Linked DNA regions of Mus musculus: region 1 is linked to region 2. A link is a loop called in an ENCODE intact Hi-C map of the cell type or tissue named here. Cell type or tissue: left cerebral cortex. All regions are shown on one strand. Links, peaks and the distances in the headings refer to the core of each region. The heading gives the core; the rest is flanking DNA.

The links. Hi-C counts contacts between places; a loop is a spot of excess contacts. Peaks named below come from ENCODE experiments on the same cell type or tissue, not always from the same donor. Only the 100,000 strongest peaks of a DNase experiment are listed, where the experiment ranks them.
Region 1: it touches region 2 in a loop (1.9-fold over the local background); 1 of 42 quality-filtered maps calls a loop at or near these places.

Annotation. Positions count from the first base shown.
Region 1 is chr17:83,784,460-83,793,131 of GRCm38, forward strand. It overlaps Mta3 (metastasis associated 3), which reads left to right. Exons shown (of 17, transcript NM_001379391.1): 12 at 4,462-4,583; 13 at 7,194-7,342; 14 at 8,083-8,305. Among named protein-coding and RNA genes, the nearest start is that of Gm46597, 11 kb to the left of the region's middle. In left cerebral cortex, for the core only: CTCF peaks have their summits at 3,461 (motif pointing right) and 4,549; a DNase peak (open chromatin) is centred at 4,531.
Region 2 is chr17:83,513,066-83,521,626 of GRCm38, forward strand. It overlaps Cox7a2l (cytochrome c oxidase subunit 7A2 like), which reads right to left and starts at 1,268. Exons shown (of 3, transcript NM_009187.3): 1 at 1,139-1,268. The coding sequence starts at 1,210. In left cerebral cortex, for the core only: a CTCF peak has its summit at 1,542; DNase peaks (open chromatin) are centred at 377, 552, 1,314, 1,514 and 1 more place; H3K4me3 peaks cover 2,490 bases; H3K27ac peaks cover 2,224 bases.

The DNA of each region.
Region 1 (8,672 bases), core at 2,505-5,004, 270 kb after region 2:
AAGCTCAGAACTTGTTTTCTGTTGTCCTACGCAACAACTTTGGGAAGGAGTGGGTGACCTGCACAAGGGCTGGAGGCTCAAGCGCAGCTTGTTTTTGTATGAAGCTACAGGGCAAGTGTCAGATGTCCCTGTGAGAGAGAGAGTAACCGTGTTACTAAAAGCAGCTGTTTGACACAGCTAGGACTTAGTGAGAATTCTGCAGGGCAGGAGGAGCGTCCTTGGGTAGTGTGCCTCGTTACTGTGAGGTGTGTTGTTTGCATGATTTGCTGAGGGGTTTACGTTGTTTTCTTGGACCACACTTCGTGAGGAGATGGTCAATAGGTTCTGGTTGTTTCCTGCATCTAGCATCCTATCACATCTTTTGGGTTTTCAGGTCATGGTCGTATAAAAGTGAGTGTCAGTTTTCTTTTCACTCCATCTGTGTTAAGGGCATCACACTCGTCCATCGTTGATGTCTTAGGTTTGGTTACTCAAATCTACGACAACTTTCTCTTTGCCACTTCAAGATTTTTCAAATTCTTTGAGCTAAAACCAGCAATTCTGTGTAGATGTTTCTGTGCTGGGTCTGGGTATATTGCATAGTACATGTTCGTACACGCAGGAGGCTTCGCGGACATTTACCTCAGGGCATAACTGATGTACTTGTCATGGTTCTTGTTGTTTTGTTGTTGTGTGTGTGTGTGGGGGGGTGTTTTGTTTTGCTTTCTATTTTTTTATTATTTTGAGACAGGGTTTCTCTGTGTAGCTCTGGCTGTCCTAGAACTTACTCTGTAGACCAGGCTGGCCTCGAACTCAGAGGACTGCCTGCCTCTGCCTCCCGAGTGCTTTAGATTAAAGGCGTGCGCCACCACACCTGGCTTTCTTTTACTTTTTGAAAGCTGTAATTTACACATCCCATAATTATTCTATTTCTTCTGCAGTGTTGTTTTGATATCCTTTAAAATTATGTATTTACTTTACAAATTCAAAATATGTTGTTCCACAAGAAAAACCCTGGTTGTGACTCAAGTCTGAGCTTCTCAGGGCAAACAGCCTTGCCCCTGTCCCACAGTGCCCCACAGTGCTGACACCTCAGAGCGAACACGCGGCACCTGTGGGGACTCAGTGACCCAATGACTGATTTTATTCAATGTACCCTGGCTTTGGTGTCTTTATCTGAGCCAGGGATCCACACAGTAGTCTGGATAAAAATCTCAATTGTCAACTGTTTCTGAAAATAACTTTCCCTGGAGCACAGTCTTGCGTATTAGTTATAGATTGTCCAAGCCACCTGCAATAATGTCACAAGCACACAATTTAGTTGTTGTGACTGTGTTACCCACAAACTTAAACTTCTTTACTACTGAGCCATTTATAAGAAAAGTTTCCTACATCTAGATTTAAATGATCCTTGGAGAACAATTTCTAATCATACTCATAAAAAATATGCCTCGTTTGCATTGTTTAAAAATAAGCTGAGTAACAGAGTTGTATGTAAATCTGGTTCCTCCCCAATGAATTTCCCAGTTAACTGGGAAATAGAATGTTGTTATTTCAATAGATCATGAAAGCTCTTTTTCTGTCCTGTTTTGAACCTGGCAGCCTCCTACAGTCAAAACCTTGTGTTTAGTTCCGAGGGCAGGTTAAGAAGATCAGCTGCCCTCCAGAGGCATGTGGTACAGACCTTGCGCAGACCTTGCCTGCTAAGAACAGTGACCAAGAAGATAGCGTTGGGGGAGGAGCTGTAAATATTTTGTTATGCCCCCCCCCCAAAAAGAGTCTTTGAGGAAGTAAGTGTGAGTGCACATGGCTGCAGGCAGTTGCACTGAACAGCGAGTGGTGTCCTGAGCTGGGACAGGACCGAACACAATAGAGGAGCCTGGAGAAAAATGGTGTGCCTGGTGTGAAGAGAGTAGTCAGCCAGCCCCAGGGGCAGGGCAGTGCAGTATGGGTACCCATGATTTGAAGAATGGACAAATTTGAAAGAGGAGTCATGGTCTTGAAGATGACAGGTTTCATTTGGATCCAGGGAGCAGCAGGGCATATATGGGGAGACTGGCTATGGGTGCTCAGGAGGAGAGATGGCACCAGCTTGACCTAGGAAGAGCTTTGGAAGCGGTGCTGTTTGGGAGGTGACTGACCTCGGCTTGTCAAGGTTAGGTCCACAGTTAGGTGACTGTTCCTGCGAGTCACCAAGCTCAGAGAAGGTGGCGCAATATTAGGTGAGGCCACTGCGAGTTTGTTCCATCATAAAAGGAGTAAGGAATGTAAGTGCAGCATACACTGAACACACTGACCAGTACACAAAGCCACTGCATTGTGGGCACCAAGAAATGTTTATGAAAATATTCCGTGAAACTGTCCTTCCTCTAAAACACCCTCCCACGGTCTCTCACAACCTGGAACATTTTATACCTGTCATTATCCTCCCTGGACCTGCCTCAAGTTACTATTTACACATAATAATCAGAGTTGTGAACGGTTGTGAGCCACTGTGTGGGTGCTGGGAATCAAACCCAGGTCGTCTGCAAGAACAGCAAGTGCGCTTAACCACTGGGCCGTCTCTCCAGCCCAGCACTGGCCCTTCTTAGACTCAAATCTTTAGTCCTGCATTTAAATGCCAAGTTTCCACATTTCTGGGAAACGTTTCACTAGATTTAAGTGAGTAGGGGCATTGTTTGAGCCAGTCCATGGCAGAGTCCTTTTCAACTGGAAATGTTAACACCTCTTTGGGAACTTGAGTTTCTCTGAACTACTTCCTTTCTTTTCTTTTTTGAGACTCTCTCTCTCTCTCTCTCTCTCTCTCTCTCTCTCTCTCTTTCTTGCTCGCTCGCTCTCTCTCTCTCTCTCTCGCTCTCTCTCACTCTCTCCATAACCCTGGCTGTCCTAGAACTCACTTTGTAGACCAGGCTGTCCTTGAACTCACAGCGATGCCACTGCCACTGTCTGGAGGCTGTGATTAAAGGCTTACAGTGCCAGCCCCGCTTCTCTTCTTTTTGTTCCAAAAATACTAAACAAACAACAAAACCTGTTTCGTTTGTTTGTTTGTTTGTTTGTTTGTGAATGTGTGTGTCCTGAGCTGGGGAGAGGGGTCTCACAGTGTAACAGAGATGAAAGGTTCACTAGCAGGAAGCTCTTCTGGGGCAGATCTTTGTTTCCTATGTAGTGAGTCTGTATTTCTGAATGGTGTGCACTGTGCATGCAGCTGTAGGCACAGCTCTAAGCAGGGGTTAGCCTACTGTCAGCTCTGTTTACATAGTAAGTGCCCTGACATGTGCAGCCTATGTGTTTAAAGAGTTAGAGCTGTGCTGGCCAGTCTGCATTCAGTTTTACCAGCGTCTCTGATGCGTTTGTACTTAGCCTCCTGACCTATGTCTTTTTTTCTCCTAAAAGTGTTTTCTTTTTTTTTTTCAAAGATTTATTTATTATTATACATAAGTACACTGTAGCTGACTTCAGACATACCAGCAGAGGGCATCAGATCCCATTACAGATGGTTGTGAGCCACCATGTGGTTGCTGGGATTTGAACTCAGGACCTTCCGAAGAGCAGTCAGTGTTCTTACCCGCTGAGCCATCTTGCCAGCCCCTGAAAGTGTTTTCTTAAAACAGAAGAGGGAAAAACAAATCTAAAACATGAACTCAAAAGCTTTCTCATCCAATTGCTAATCTGCCTCAGAAAACATAATGTGAATTTTTATCTCGAGCTTGGGACAGGTGCTCCTTGGCTGTGTGTGGCGGGTGGCCCTGCAAAGCTAGCCTCACCCCCTCGGGAGCACTGTAGCGGCCACAGCGTCATCCCAAGCAGGAGAGGAGCCAGGGCTCTTCCAGCCCCACAGCACTGCCCTTACCTTAACACCCAATCAAAGGCTGTCTTTGTCAGGAAAATGTCTGATGAAGATAAAGCCCAGGGGCTTCTGTCTTTCAAAAGTACAGCGAGCTGTGGAGAATTGGCACCGGTATGGTGTCCACAGGAGCCATGCCTTCGCCGCAGAGTGCCTGAGACAGGACTCTGGCTGTTTTATAGCTCTGTTTTGCAAAATGAGTGCCTTGGTTTTATTTTGTTTCTTTTTTCTTATCATTGCACCAAATATACCCTCTTATGTAAGTTCCTGGAATCATGTGTGCCAATGTATTTCGTTTTGTTTTGTTTTTTTTTTTCTTTTTCTTTTGGTTGTTGTTTGGTGTATGTGTTTGCGGTTGTTGTTATTTTTTTTTTTAGGTTAGTGTACAAAGTCCTGGGTCCATCCCAGCATCCTTGTTCGCACCTCCCACCATACTTCCTTTTCATTGTCTCCCTTCACTGCCTCCCATACTTGGGTGCATCTTCACACCCTGCTTTTCCCAGTCTCTGTCTTCCTCACTAAATGGATTAAGTATCTGTTCGTATTTCAGGGAAGGGAAATTAGTAAGGAGGTGCCTGCTTTTGACCTTGTCCTACAAATTGTTTTTATCATCTCACTTTACATTTCATTGAAAGCAGCAAACCAAATCCCAACCAAATCTCCAGCAGCAACGGCAAGGCTGGCACTGTGAATGGAGCTGTGGGGACCCAGTTTCAGCCCCAGAGCGCCCTCCTAGGGCGAGCCTGCGAGAGCTGCTACGGTAAGTCTGCTCAGGCCAGGCCTGGCTAAGTGTGGGAACTGTCCTCTGCTGTGGGGTGGGTTACTGAGAAGGTTCTAGAAAGCATGCCTGCTGCTCAGAGACAGGGCAGCGTCTCTTCAGTGAGCGGGTGTCCGCTCCCCCCCCACCCCCACCCCCACACACAAGCCCACGCTGGGATCAGTGGATATTGGCTGAGCGCTCTTGCTAAGGTGAGTGTGCATTGGCTCTGGTTTTCTTCTGTGGATCTATGCTTGCTGGCAGGGTTTGTTTGTTTGTTTGAACTGTATGCTGTTATATTCACTTTGTGCTGTGATACATACCAAATCCCCTCTTGGAGTTCCTCAATGTCCTCTGACAAATTAAATGTGTCTGCTACTTGTAGCGAAGAGGCAGGTGTGGGGATAAGAGCTTACAGCCCTCAAGCTCCCAGGGCACCAGGTGGGGAAAGGCCAGGTTATGATATTTGCTTTTGGCCTCGGGCCTTACTGTGCACACCTCTGCTTGCAGGGTTCTTATGTGTGCCCCTGTTGTATGGGGCTATGGAGATGGTCTGGCCCGCAGCCGATACATTGTATGTTTTAAATCTCAAACAACAGCAGAGGCTCTCCTCTCTGTCATTGTTGCTATGGGTCAGGTTCTTGAGGCAGGGTCTCCCTCGAGCACAGGCTGGCCTCCAACTCGCCACCCCCTTGCCTCAGCATCCTCTGGAGAGATTGGATCACAGACATGTGCCACCACAGCCCAACTCTATTTCTTCTTCTATGTGTGCACATTCCTATGTGGGTATACACGTGTGCAGGTGGACGTATGTATATGTGTCCTTGGTGCCCTCATCTGGATGTCAACAGTCAAGTTGGGGACTAGAGAGCTAGCTCAGGGGTAAAGAGTCTAAGGAAAAGTATCAGCCCAGGATCAGGTTCTCACACAAAGGAGAGCCAGTTGCCCCAGAAGGACAGAGGACAGGGAATAAGAGACAAACATAGGAGATGGAGGATGAGGAGGAAGGAGAGGAGGCGGGGGGAGGGGTGTCTGTCTCATTGAGGCCTCTGCAGAGAGAGGAGACGGACGAGCGCATAGGCAAATGGAGGCTTATAAAGGTACAAGGGGAGTCTTAGTGTTAGAGTGAGGTGACTAATTTTAATTGGGCATGTTAATTAGATGAGCCAAAGGGGGCTTTGGATTGCAGAGACTTTGATTGCTGGACCTTGGTAGTCAGCCTAAGGAGGAGGAAGTGGCCAAGTAAGGAAATAGGCCTTGTGGTTAGCTTTAGGGATGTAGTCTAACGGTTTTCAGTAAGGCAGAGGGAATGAGGGAGAAGGGTACGGCCTGCCAGAGCCATGCCTGCCACGCTCCACTCTCACCACTCTCCAGCGGGTGCCCTGATCTTGCAGAGGGCCTGAGTGTGGTTGCCAGCACTCACATCAGGGGCACACAATCAACTGTCACTTTAGCCCCAGGTGTGCCCGGCACCTTTGGCCTTCTAGGGCACCTGTACTCATGACACATGCATATAATGAAAATGTTGGTGCAAAATCTGCCTGGAAAAAGCCAACTTTATTATATGTTTTAAGTTAAAAGGGGAAAGGGGTTTGGCCTGGCTTGAAAGGAATTTTCCAAGAGCGGCACATGATGGAAGTTATTCTGAATTGGCTAAAGGCAACTACAACTACGTGTAGTAGTCTATTTTCTGGCTCTTTTGGTGTGGGTAGGGGACTGGACCCAGGGGCTTTCCATGCCCAGCCCAGGTCTAGTGCTAGCGGTAGTCCAGCTCTGCATGCTGGTTTGTGAGGTGTTCTTAGTGGACACCCTCCTGTGCTTGCTGACTTACAGGCAGGGACAACCGTTCAAACAGGCTCTGTGTAGTAGTCCGGGCCTGCATGTTTAACTGTGTTGCACCTCCTCGGTTCCCATCGCTCTTTGGCTCCGCTTCGGGAAGCTTTTCATGTGGGACCCAAGTGTGAGCGGCAGAAGCTGACACAGGCTGTGTGTCCAGCCAAACAGTAAACCAGCTGGGGTCAGGCCTTACTAAGCATGGTGCATAGGAGCTGTGCTCTGCTCACATGATAGGGACTTTCTGTATTCAGGAAGAAATTCTAAAGTGAGATTTTGTTTCCCGAGGAAAGAAACAGCAGGCAGGTTTCTGATTTTACCTGGCTCTCCTGACTTAGCAGTGAGTCCTCTCTTCAGGACCGTAGCAATCCTTAAGAGAGCTTCTAAACCACTCTGTTCAGGTTTTCCACACTGCCAAGGAGCTTCAGAGTAATAGTCATATCCATGGAAAGACTTATTTCTAGACATGTATATAATGAAGTAAATTTTAATTAACAAAATAAAGTCTCAGCAGCCTGAGGCATAAGTCAAGATGTGGCTCCTCTCAATAGATGTGACAAACATTTGATGCGTGCTGGAAACAAGCAACTTAGTATCTTCGGGGTACTGAAAACCGCACTCGCACATCTTGTGTGTGTTCATGCTTGGCCTACAGCCTTAGGAACTGGCTGTAGACAGGCCCATGCAATGCACTGTAAGGGAGCCGTGGCTTCAGGGTGTCTCTGAGGTTCCATTAATTTGAGATCATGGATTTCCTGGTCCCTTCCCCTCTGTCTTTAGCCACACAGTCTCATCAGTGGTATTCCTGGGGCCCACCTAACATGCAGTGTAGACTCTGCGCGACCTGTTGGCTGTATTGGAAAAAGTATGGAGGTCTGAAAATGCCTACCCAGTCAGACGAAGAGAAGTCTCCCAGCCCGACTGCAGAGGTATGTGGGAGGGGTCTGCAGGTTGAAAATGCCACATTTCCTGGCTATTGGCCTCTTCCTTGGAAGCAGAAATGCAACACAGAACTACTTACAAATATGAGCAAAACTGGGATTTAGTGCTGTATACTCACAGTGGGTGTGAACACCAGAGCCGGGAAAAATGGGAATTTTTCCCCAGGTATTCAAAATATTGGTCTTTTGAGATTATTCAGGGGGGAAAAAAAAGGATAGTGTGTGTGGGAGGTGTTTGCCTGAGAGGAGAGCTTACAAATTGTCTTGTTTTTAAAAACAACTTGTAACCTTTAGATACTGATGAGAACACTTTATTATATAACATAGCAAACACAAATTAAGCCTTTTCTTTCCTTGGTTATTGTGGAGGGACGAAAAGGGCCCAGTCTTGAGTGAACCATAGTTGAAAGATGGCCTTGGTAAATCCGTGTAGATGAAGGATGTCTACCAGAGGAAGGCAAGTCCGGAATCTTAGGATTCCTTACAAATAATAAACATCCCACAGGGCCACTCGATCAATCGATTGATCGATCGGGCAGCTTCTCACCAATGGTGCCTATGATCTGAGACTGAGTTCCACCCCTGCCCTGCGCACTCCCTGCGTTCTTCCCAGTCGGGCACACTGCGTTTCCCTCGAGGGGCAGGTTCCTGAGTGACAGATGCTTCCACGTGGCTGTGTGCTTTGGCAAGTTCTCTTCTGAAAATACCATTGTTTTTCACAATTACAGGACCCGCGCGCAAGAAGCCACATGTCCCGGCAGGCCTTGCAGGGCATGCCGGTCCGGAACACCGGAAGCCCCAAGTCTGCAGTGAAGACCCGCCAAGCTTTCTTCCTTCGTACTACGTATTTCACAAAAATTGCTCGTCAGGTCTGCAAAAGCACCCTGCGGCTGCGGCAGGCAGCGAGACGGCCGTTTGTTGCTATTAATTATGCTGCCATTAGGGCAGAATGTAAGACGCTTTTCAATTCTTAACCTTCCGCGTTCCGCTCCTTGCCATCCTCTCTCTCCCTCGCTCTCTCTTTTTGTTTGTTTGTTTGCAATAAACATAAGTTCTTGTGTACAGCCTTTGTTTTTTTTTTTTTTTAAACATTGTTCTTGTCTGCTGCCATTTATATCATGCCACCCTGAAAAACAACATCAAAATCCCTGTAAATTTTCAGAGTAGCACTAATCAGAAGGTGGGGGAGGTGTCCGGACCGAGCGGGCTTTTGTGGCACAGTTGCCCAGAGGGACCTTAAGTGATGCACGTCTACCAATTTGGTAGCGTGGCAGTGTAAACTCAATAAAAGCTCTAAGGAGACATCACAACCCAGTCT
Region 2 (8,561 bases), core at 1-2,500:
AACCTCAGCAGCTACCAGACACAACACAGCACTAGACACTGAACACCTAAACACTCTTGAGACTTTTCCTCCTCAACCTCCCATACGACCCTTCTTGGCCTCCTCTCTCCTGAAAGCACATCTACTCTTGTAATGAAATCATACTTAAACACTGTCCCTTAAGATGGAGTGTCCCATAGGGGTAGAAAAGAGGCAGTAATGACAATCTCTTTTACAGCCCATACAGGTCACTTACTATTCAAGGTTTTTCAGCTTCGTGTCCCACCAAGGCTTCTCGAACTATGCTGAGCAGTGATTCAGTTCAGGAGAATATATAGCATTTATCCAGCACCAACCATCTGCCAGAAAATCTGCTCACTCGACACATCACATTTAACCCAAGTTAATGCTGCCCCGAATTAGAAGGGGCAGTCAAGGTCACTAGATTAAGGCTGCTAAATTCAGTACTAACCCAGTATTAAGTGGAACTCTAAAATACCACATTTTCACAACACTGAGATTGGAGATGGGAACGCCATTGATAGGATCTAACTGGAACCTGGATAATGTCAGATTGCCCAGTAGTCAACGGTCACCGTCTGCCACTTTAAAACTAGCAAAAGCATAAACCTCGTTGGGTGTCACTTCCGATGCTTTCCCCAGTATGTATGTATGTATGTATGTATACACATATATATATTCCCATGCCTTATGAGCGAGCTTCTCAAATCCGCCCTCCCAGTCTTCCATTTGGTAGCTGGGTAAAGCTGCTTTCTGGGCTGTGACAGGGCCAGTAACAAGAGGAAGTCACAAAGGCCACCTCAACCAGAGAGAGCAGAAACCCAAACACAGTTATGTCACCTTCTGCAATCCTTCACAGATTCTACGGGAAATCCACCTTAAACAAGCAACCACCCCAGGGGTCACCTTGACCCCCGCAAGGTATCAGACCTGAGTTCAGTGCCATGCAAACCTCGCCTAGGGTGCAGCACACACCCAGAAACCTCGGCGACCGCTCCAAGCCTGCGTGGTTAAGGACACCAGGGGACACCAGCAAGCCGGACCGGTCGGCCGGCAGAAACCCTTCACGGCTCGAACCTCGCAACTGCCTGCCTCGGGCTGCTGTTCTCCGGCCCAAGGCGACGCGGCAAAAGTGTACCTGCGGGGTGTAGGCTTCCGAAGCCCAAGCTCCAGCCAACTTCTGCGTGAAACTGCTAAACTTGTAGTACATGTTGGCGGAGGCCCGCTTCGCACCGCCGCTGCCTGTGCGACCGCCCTAGAAAAGGACCCGGCTTCCCCTTAGGCCCGCCCAAAGCTCAGCGCAAGGACCTTAATCCAAAATGCGGACTGTCTAGAGAACGCCTGACTTAAAACATAGCCTCCTACGCAACGTCGGGGGGAAAAAACCGCGCTTTCTCAAGACCTAGAAACGAAAACAAACTCTAAAAGACATGGAAAGAGGCTGTGTTCAGGCTTCCCGAAAACTCAGGCTTCTCTGTACCACTCACTTGGATGTGGGCAGTGCCAAGGCGCCTTGACAGGTGCGCAAGCGTCCTGTGGACAAAGAGGGCGGCTGAGAGCGACACAGTCGGTCAGAGCGAGTTCTGGGCGGGGCCTAGAGCGGGGGCGGGCCCAGGACGTGGGTGGGGTCTCGTCAGGCCCAGGTCCCGCCCCATTTCAGGGTTATTAGTATCTGTTGAGGGGTCTTAATGTACCAAGGGTTGTTAGGAATTTCACCTCAGTTATGACAAGAACAGCTCTTTGGAGCCGTGAGTGCATCGCCTGTAAGCAAAATCCTGTCTCAATGCCGGGAAAAGTGACAGGAAAGGAAAGAGAGTGGGAGAGAAGGAGATAGGAGAGAGAAGAGGAAAGGGGAGAAAAGAGAAGAGAGATCAAGGAGGGAGATGGTGAGAGGAAGAAAGGAAAGAAGGGGTAGAGGGGAAGAGGAAAAAGAGGTGAGGGAGAGAGAGGAAAGAGGGAAGAAAAGAGGGAAGGAGGAGAGAAAAGAAAGAGGAAGGGGAGAGAGGGAAGAAAGGAAAGAGAGGGAAGGGAGAAAAGAGGGAAGAAGAGGGAAGGAAAGAGGGGAGAAGGAAAGAGAGAGAGGGGAGAAGAAGAGGGAAGAATCTATAGGCTTTGTGTAGACGTAAACTTAAAGCACCTGTGTGTGCATCTTGCGCTTTTGAGAGTGAGATTTTGTCAGCATTCATTTGGTTGCTCATCTCTTCCTAGGCCCTGTTCTTTGAGATAAACGTATGCAGGGGAGGTGACTGGGAACACTTGTGAAATCTCTACCTTCTGCTTGAATGATGCGCAGTTACAGCTTCCTGGTTATGGTTATACTCTGCCGCACCATGCAGTGTGACTTAAGCTTCCACTCTGAGTCGAATACTGCATAAACAGAGTGTGCCGGCTTCCTAACCTCCAGGAACAAGTTTTTAGTCCTATCATTTAACCAGAGGTTTTTGCACACACATTATAGATTTATGCATACTATATTTTAAATGTAAGTTGGTAATGAATAGCTGATGATGCCAAGCTTAACATAGTATTTTCTCTAAATGCATTGAACCCCCACAACCCGAGAATTGGTACTATGACCATCTCTATTTTACAGCACAGAAGAACGGAGCGACTTGCTGAGGACAGCAATTAGTGGCAGAGTCAGGCACCAGGCTCAAGAGTACAGATAAATAGATATAAATCCAGGGCTGGAGAGAGAGCTCAGCGGTTTTAAGAGCACTGACTGCTCTTCCAAAGGTCCTGAGTTCAAATCCCAGCAGCCACATGGTGGCTCACAACCGTCCAGAATGGGATTGACACCCTCTTCTGGAGGATCTGAAGACAGATACAGTGTACTTACATATAATAAGTAAATAAATCTTTAAAGAATAAGAAGAAAAGACTCAAGGCTGAGCACTCTAGAGCAAGGGTGTGAATTAGCATCCTGCCTTTGTCTTCAGCACCTCAAATACCCTGAACAGCAAAGATTCCAGCAGCTTCTAATGATGAGTAATCCAACCTTACTGTCCACCCAGGCTTAGTTGCTGCAACCAACACCATGACCAAAAAGCAAATTGAGGAGGAAAGGGTTTATGCAGCCTACACTTCCACATTGCCGTTCATCACCAAAGGAAGTCAAGACAGGGAGTCAAGTAGGGCAGGAACCTGGAGGCCAAAGCTGATGCAGAGGCCATGAAGGGGCAGATCTTACAGGCTTGCTTTCTCTGGCCTGCTCAGCCTGCTTTCTTATAGAACACAAGACCAACAGCCCAGGGATGGCACCACCCATAATGGGCTGGGTCTTCCCACATCAATCACTAGTTAAGAAAATGCCCTACAGCCAGAGTTTATGAAGGCATTTTCTCAATTGAGGTTCCCTCCTTTCAGATAACACTAGTTTGTGTGTCAAGTTGACATAAGTCTAGCCAGGGTGATACCTTTACAAAGGCATGGTATGATGTAACACAAAGAAAAGAAATTTAAAAAAATCACAATTTCTGTTTGAGTTCTAGTTTCTCTGCAGCTGAATGATTTAAGCCTGATGATGGCCCTTTGTGAAACCTCATTCCCTCTTCAATGGAGGGGTAGCCATCGTTACCCCGTCTCCTTTACTCACGATCAGAGACTCAACCATTCAGGAGACTATAAAGCTTATGTAAAGTTCATGACCTAAGCTGCTTTGTCCTTTCGGGTCTCAACAGAACTTGGCTATAGACAAGAAGATCAATTAACTTGTGTGACAGTGTGTCTATGCTTGGGCTAGAGAGGGGCACTATTAGGAGGTGTGGCCTTGTTGGAGTAGGTGTGTCACTGTGGATGTGGGCTTTAAGACCCTCATCCTAGTTGCCTGAAAGTGAGTTTTCCACTAGCAGTCTTCAGATGAAGACGTAGAACTCTAAGCTCCTCCTGCACCATGCCTGCCTGGATGCTGCCATGCCCCCACCTTGATGATAATGGACTAAACCTCTGAACCTGTAAGCCAGACCCAATTAAATATTGTCCTTATAAGAGTTGCCTTGATTATGGTATCTGTTTACAGAAGTAAAACCCTAACTAAGACAGCATGGTTACTTAGATCTCAGTTATTCTAAGTCAGTGGTTCTCAACCTCCCTAATGCTGTGACCCTTTAGTACAGTTCCTCGTGCTGTGGTGACCCCCAACCACAAAATTAATTTCATTGCTACTTCATAACTGTAATTTTGCTACTGTTATGAATTGAAATGTAAATACCTGATATGCAGGGTATCTGATATGCGACCTCCCCCCCAGGCAACCCACAGGTCCACAGGTTGAGAACCAAGAAGAAGAGGAGGAGAAGGGAGAGGAAGAGGAGGAGAAGGAGGAGGGGAGGGGGAGGGGAAAAGGAGGAGGAGGAAGAGGAGGGAGAGGAGGAGGCAGCAACAACTTGCTAACATATACTGGTTGTAAGGAAAGGTTTTTCCTAGGTTTATACGGAATAAGAAAAGTGAACGGCTTAGGACAGCTCCCATCTTCATCCTGTCTTCCAGGCATATTTTGGAAGAGGTAGGAGAGAGTGCTGCCCAGTGTCTAGCGGCATCCAGGTGTGGCAGCTACTTGAAGTATAAAGGTGCCTGTCAACACTGCTTATTTTCTTAAAATCCCTGCCTTCTGATTTTAGATCCTGCAAGACATAAATTAAGAATCCTGAAAATGTTACACCAGCCGGGCTGTTCAGTGGGAGATAAAATGTCAGTAGCAGAGTGTGGGTTGGGATGTCACATGGAGTGGCTGATCACAGAGAGATTTTTGTCTCATTTCCCAAATAAGATGCAGCAGCCTCTGACAGCACTGAGGCACACTCTCCTCACCCGCACCGCGCATCCCACCCAGCACCAGACAGCTTCTTTTTTTTTTTTTTTAAATCATGATACCTTCAGGTTGTTCTCCAGATGGACTTCTAAAGGGAAGTGACCAGAGCCCAGGGTATAAAAGCTTGCCAAATGCTGAGTGATATGACCAAGTGCAGATGCCAACTGGTGGACCAGAAGAAATGCTGCTGCTTTTGAGGGCTGTGTGCTAACGGCCTCTGGAAGGCTGCTCTCTGAGAGCATGTAGGCCGTGGATGGAAGCCAATATAAAGTTTAAACTGAGTTATGCTCAACATAGATAGGATCTGCCTTGTGAAATAATTCTTAATTTTTAATTCTCTTAATCTTTCCTAGAATTGGCTTTTTTTTTTTCTGTTTTGATTGACACATGGTAGGTAAGATAGGGCTAATGTGGGAAGCCACATATGCCATTACAAGGTGGCGCTGGCTACCGCTGGCCACCACGCATAAGTCTGGGTAAGCAACCAATGTGTACATATGCAGTAAAGTTTTTCACCAAGTCACTGCCTGGCCTGGGCATGATAATGAGGCTCTGCAAGGTACTGAGAGAGAATAACCAATCAGATGAGAGACATGCAAATGAGGTATGATAATGAGCCTCAGTGAGGTACTGAGAGAGAATAACCAATCAGATGAGGAACATGCAAATGAGGTAGAATGTATAACCAATCCGGGTGTGAGAGACGCCTCTCCTATGCCTATATAAGCAGCACCAGTTCTGGGCTCAGGGTCTTCTTGCCTATACAGTAAATGCTCTCCCAATAAACGTGTGCAGAAGGATCCTGTTGTGGCGTCTGCTTTGCTGGCGAGTCGGGCTCACAGGCTAAAAACACTTAGGCCCCATAACAGTCAGGGTGATTGTGAACCCTCTTTTGGGTCCCTTACATTTTTCCTTGTTCCCAAAGGAGTCATATATTACCTGCTTTGACGTCTCCTGTTAGAAGTAGATACTCAAGGTTTTGTTGGTGAGCATTTGTCTTAGGGATATTTCCCATGAAGAAGTGATGTCCAGGGCAGAGTCCCAAAGAAACCCCACCTTTCCTTGCTGTATTGCTTATTTCATTGCCAAATGTGTGTACTGGGTGACACTTGTGATCCTGGGATGTGTGCAGGTGAGTTGTGGCCATTCTGAGGTTGTGTCCCTGGTGGGAAATGGGGTGGAGCAGGTGTGGTGTCAAAGTGACATTATACCTCTCTGTGACTTGTATCCACCATCCTTGGCAATAAGGAAATAAGCAGGAACAGGAAGAGAGGGAGTATATTTCCTCACAATCTGATATTTAAAACTGCTGCCGATCACCCTCCAGAAAACCTCTGGAAAAGCGCTGGAAAAGCACACTGAGGGCCAAGCTCAGTTTCTGATGCTTATGGTGACACCCTGGGCAATTATTTGGTAATTTTCATGTGGAAGAAAACTCAGCTGTTACCTTTTATTCCTTTTTTTTTTTTTTTTTTTTTTTTTTTTTTTTTTGTGAAATAATCCCTTAACTGGTATGTGGAGTTTTCTCTTCAAAACCTAAAATCTAGGATTATATTTTTACTTTAAAACAGCCCTTTGTAGAAGCCTGGCCTAGTCATAGCCAGGAATGTCTGAATGGCCCATTTCTAGCCCAAGGGACAAAGAAGCGGCAGCTGAGTCAGGACAGCTTTCTTGCAGTTTGGGATGGACATATTGGCATCATCTCCCTACTCTGACCTTCTTCTCACTGTTGAATGGCAACATGGCGCAGGAAGCTGCCTCCGAGTTGCCTGCCTGCCTGCCTGCCTGCTTCCAAGTAAGTCAAAAGCGCATCCAAGGAGATTATGGATTTAACTCAAGTTTGACACATCACATTTCATTTCACTGGTAAAGAAAGGCTGAGGTATGACTCATAATTTATTTTAAATCATTTTAAATACACTTAATTATGTGCAGTGAAAAGTTGAGCTCCAGAGCAAGACTCAAGCTGCTTTACATTAAATTGTCTATAAAAATACAGCATGTATATTGTTCTGTCCGCGGCACGGCAGGGAAACAGTGGCCTTCCCTAGTTTGGAGGTGACAGAGGGCTACTCCTAATCCCTGGGCATCCTTGCCCTCTGCATCATATACGTCTGCAGGATTGAAATGTTTTTACAATGTGCATATATTACCTTCATAAGTATGTGTACATTGTGTATACATACAATAACACACATTCCCTAAGAGGTGACCTGCTGTGCCGATACACACCATGAATGACAGCATCTGGATAAAGGCAGGTGGATCACTCTGAGTTTTAGGCTAGCTTGATCTACATAACGAATTCCAGGCCAGCCAGGGCTACACAGAGACATTCTGTCAAAACAAACAAACAAACAAACAAACAAAACAAAACAGACACCAAAACTCCCCAAAAGGCATATAAATTAGAATTTAGAAAATATTTCTTTTGTATCTATATTCCAAACTATAGTCAATTTCAGTCTTTCTTTAAGCACCCTGGATAGATGTGAGAACTACTGAGTGACAGTTTCCAAGTGCTAAAGCACTCAGGAATTGGCCCCAGGGCCATTTTGCACTCTAGAGCTAACACAATATAGTGCTGCTTTTTATAGACAGGATGAGTGAGTGAGTGAGTGAGTGAGTGAGTGAGTGAGTGAATAAGTCAGCAAATGAGTTCAAAAATGGACAAACACTACCTCCATGCATCCTGGTGAGAATGGACAGTCACTTCCACGCTCTGCCGACAGCTGAGAAGACTGGCAATTGGGAGGAAAGATGAAGAATCACACCCTTGAAATGAGGCTTAGTGGCACATCTGTAAGCTCAGCACTCAGGAGGCACACACAGGAGGGTCAGGGTTCAAGACCAGCATGAGTTAGATAGCAAAGCTGAGACCAGCCTGAACTACACCCCGATTGTAATCAAATCAGCGCACTCCTGCATCTCATTTGGATGATTGACAGGCCATTTTCTTCTAAGGCACTTCTTGTGAAAACTCTCACCTGAACCTATCCAGTATGAAAACATGGAGTAGTCTATGCCAGGGCTAGTCTGGAGATCTTGATCACAGACTCTAAATCCACCAGGTTTGTGCCCTTGTAATACTTCATTAGCTCCTCTTGACTACAGAATATATATATAAATATATAACAACAGGCTAATAGAATTGAATATGACAATATGGGCTGGAAAGCTTTAATACATATCTAATATATTAAGTGTGTGTGTGTGTGTGTGTGTGTGTGTGTGTGTGTGTGTATCAGACACAGACCCTGTTTGAAAAGTATCTGAGAGGAATGGGTTATAATTAAAACTGTAACCTAAAATATGGAAAAAAAATCCCTGGGAATCTAGCTTAACTGGTAAAGCGCTTATCACACAAATTTAAGTACCTGAGTTTGATCCTTAGCCCACACAAAAGAGCCAAGCACTGTGACCATGACGTATTCCTATACGTAGCAAGGGGAGGCAGAAAAAAGCTGACCTGAGGCTCACTGGCCAGCTAGCTTAGCCCGCCTGTGAGTGTGAGATCCAGTGAGAGAACCTGTCTCAAAAGGCAAAGAACATGAGGACTGAGGAATGACATCGGAGATGTCCTCTGGCCTGTCCCCACAGGCACATGTGCACAGGGACAAGCCCACACACACGCACGCGCGCACACACACATGCACACACTACATACACCACACACGCACATGTGTACTCATGCACACACACAACAGGAGGTCGGGCCTGTATGGGAAACGATATTACATAAAAATAAAAA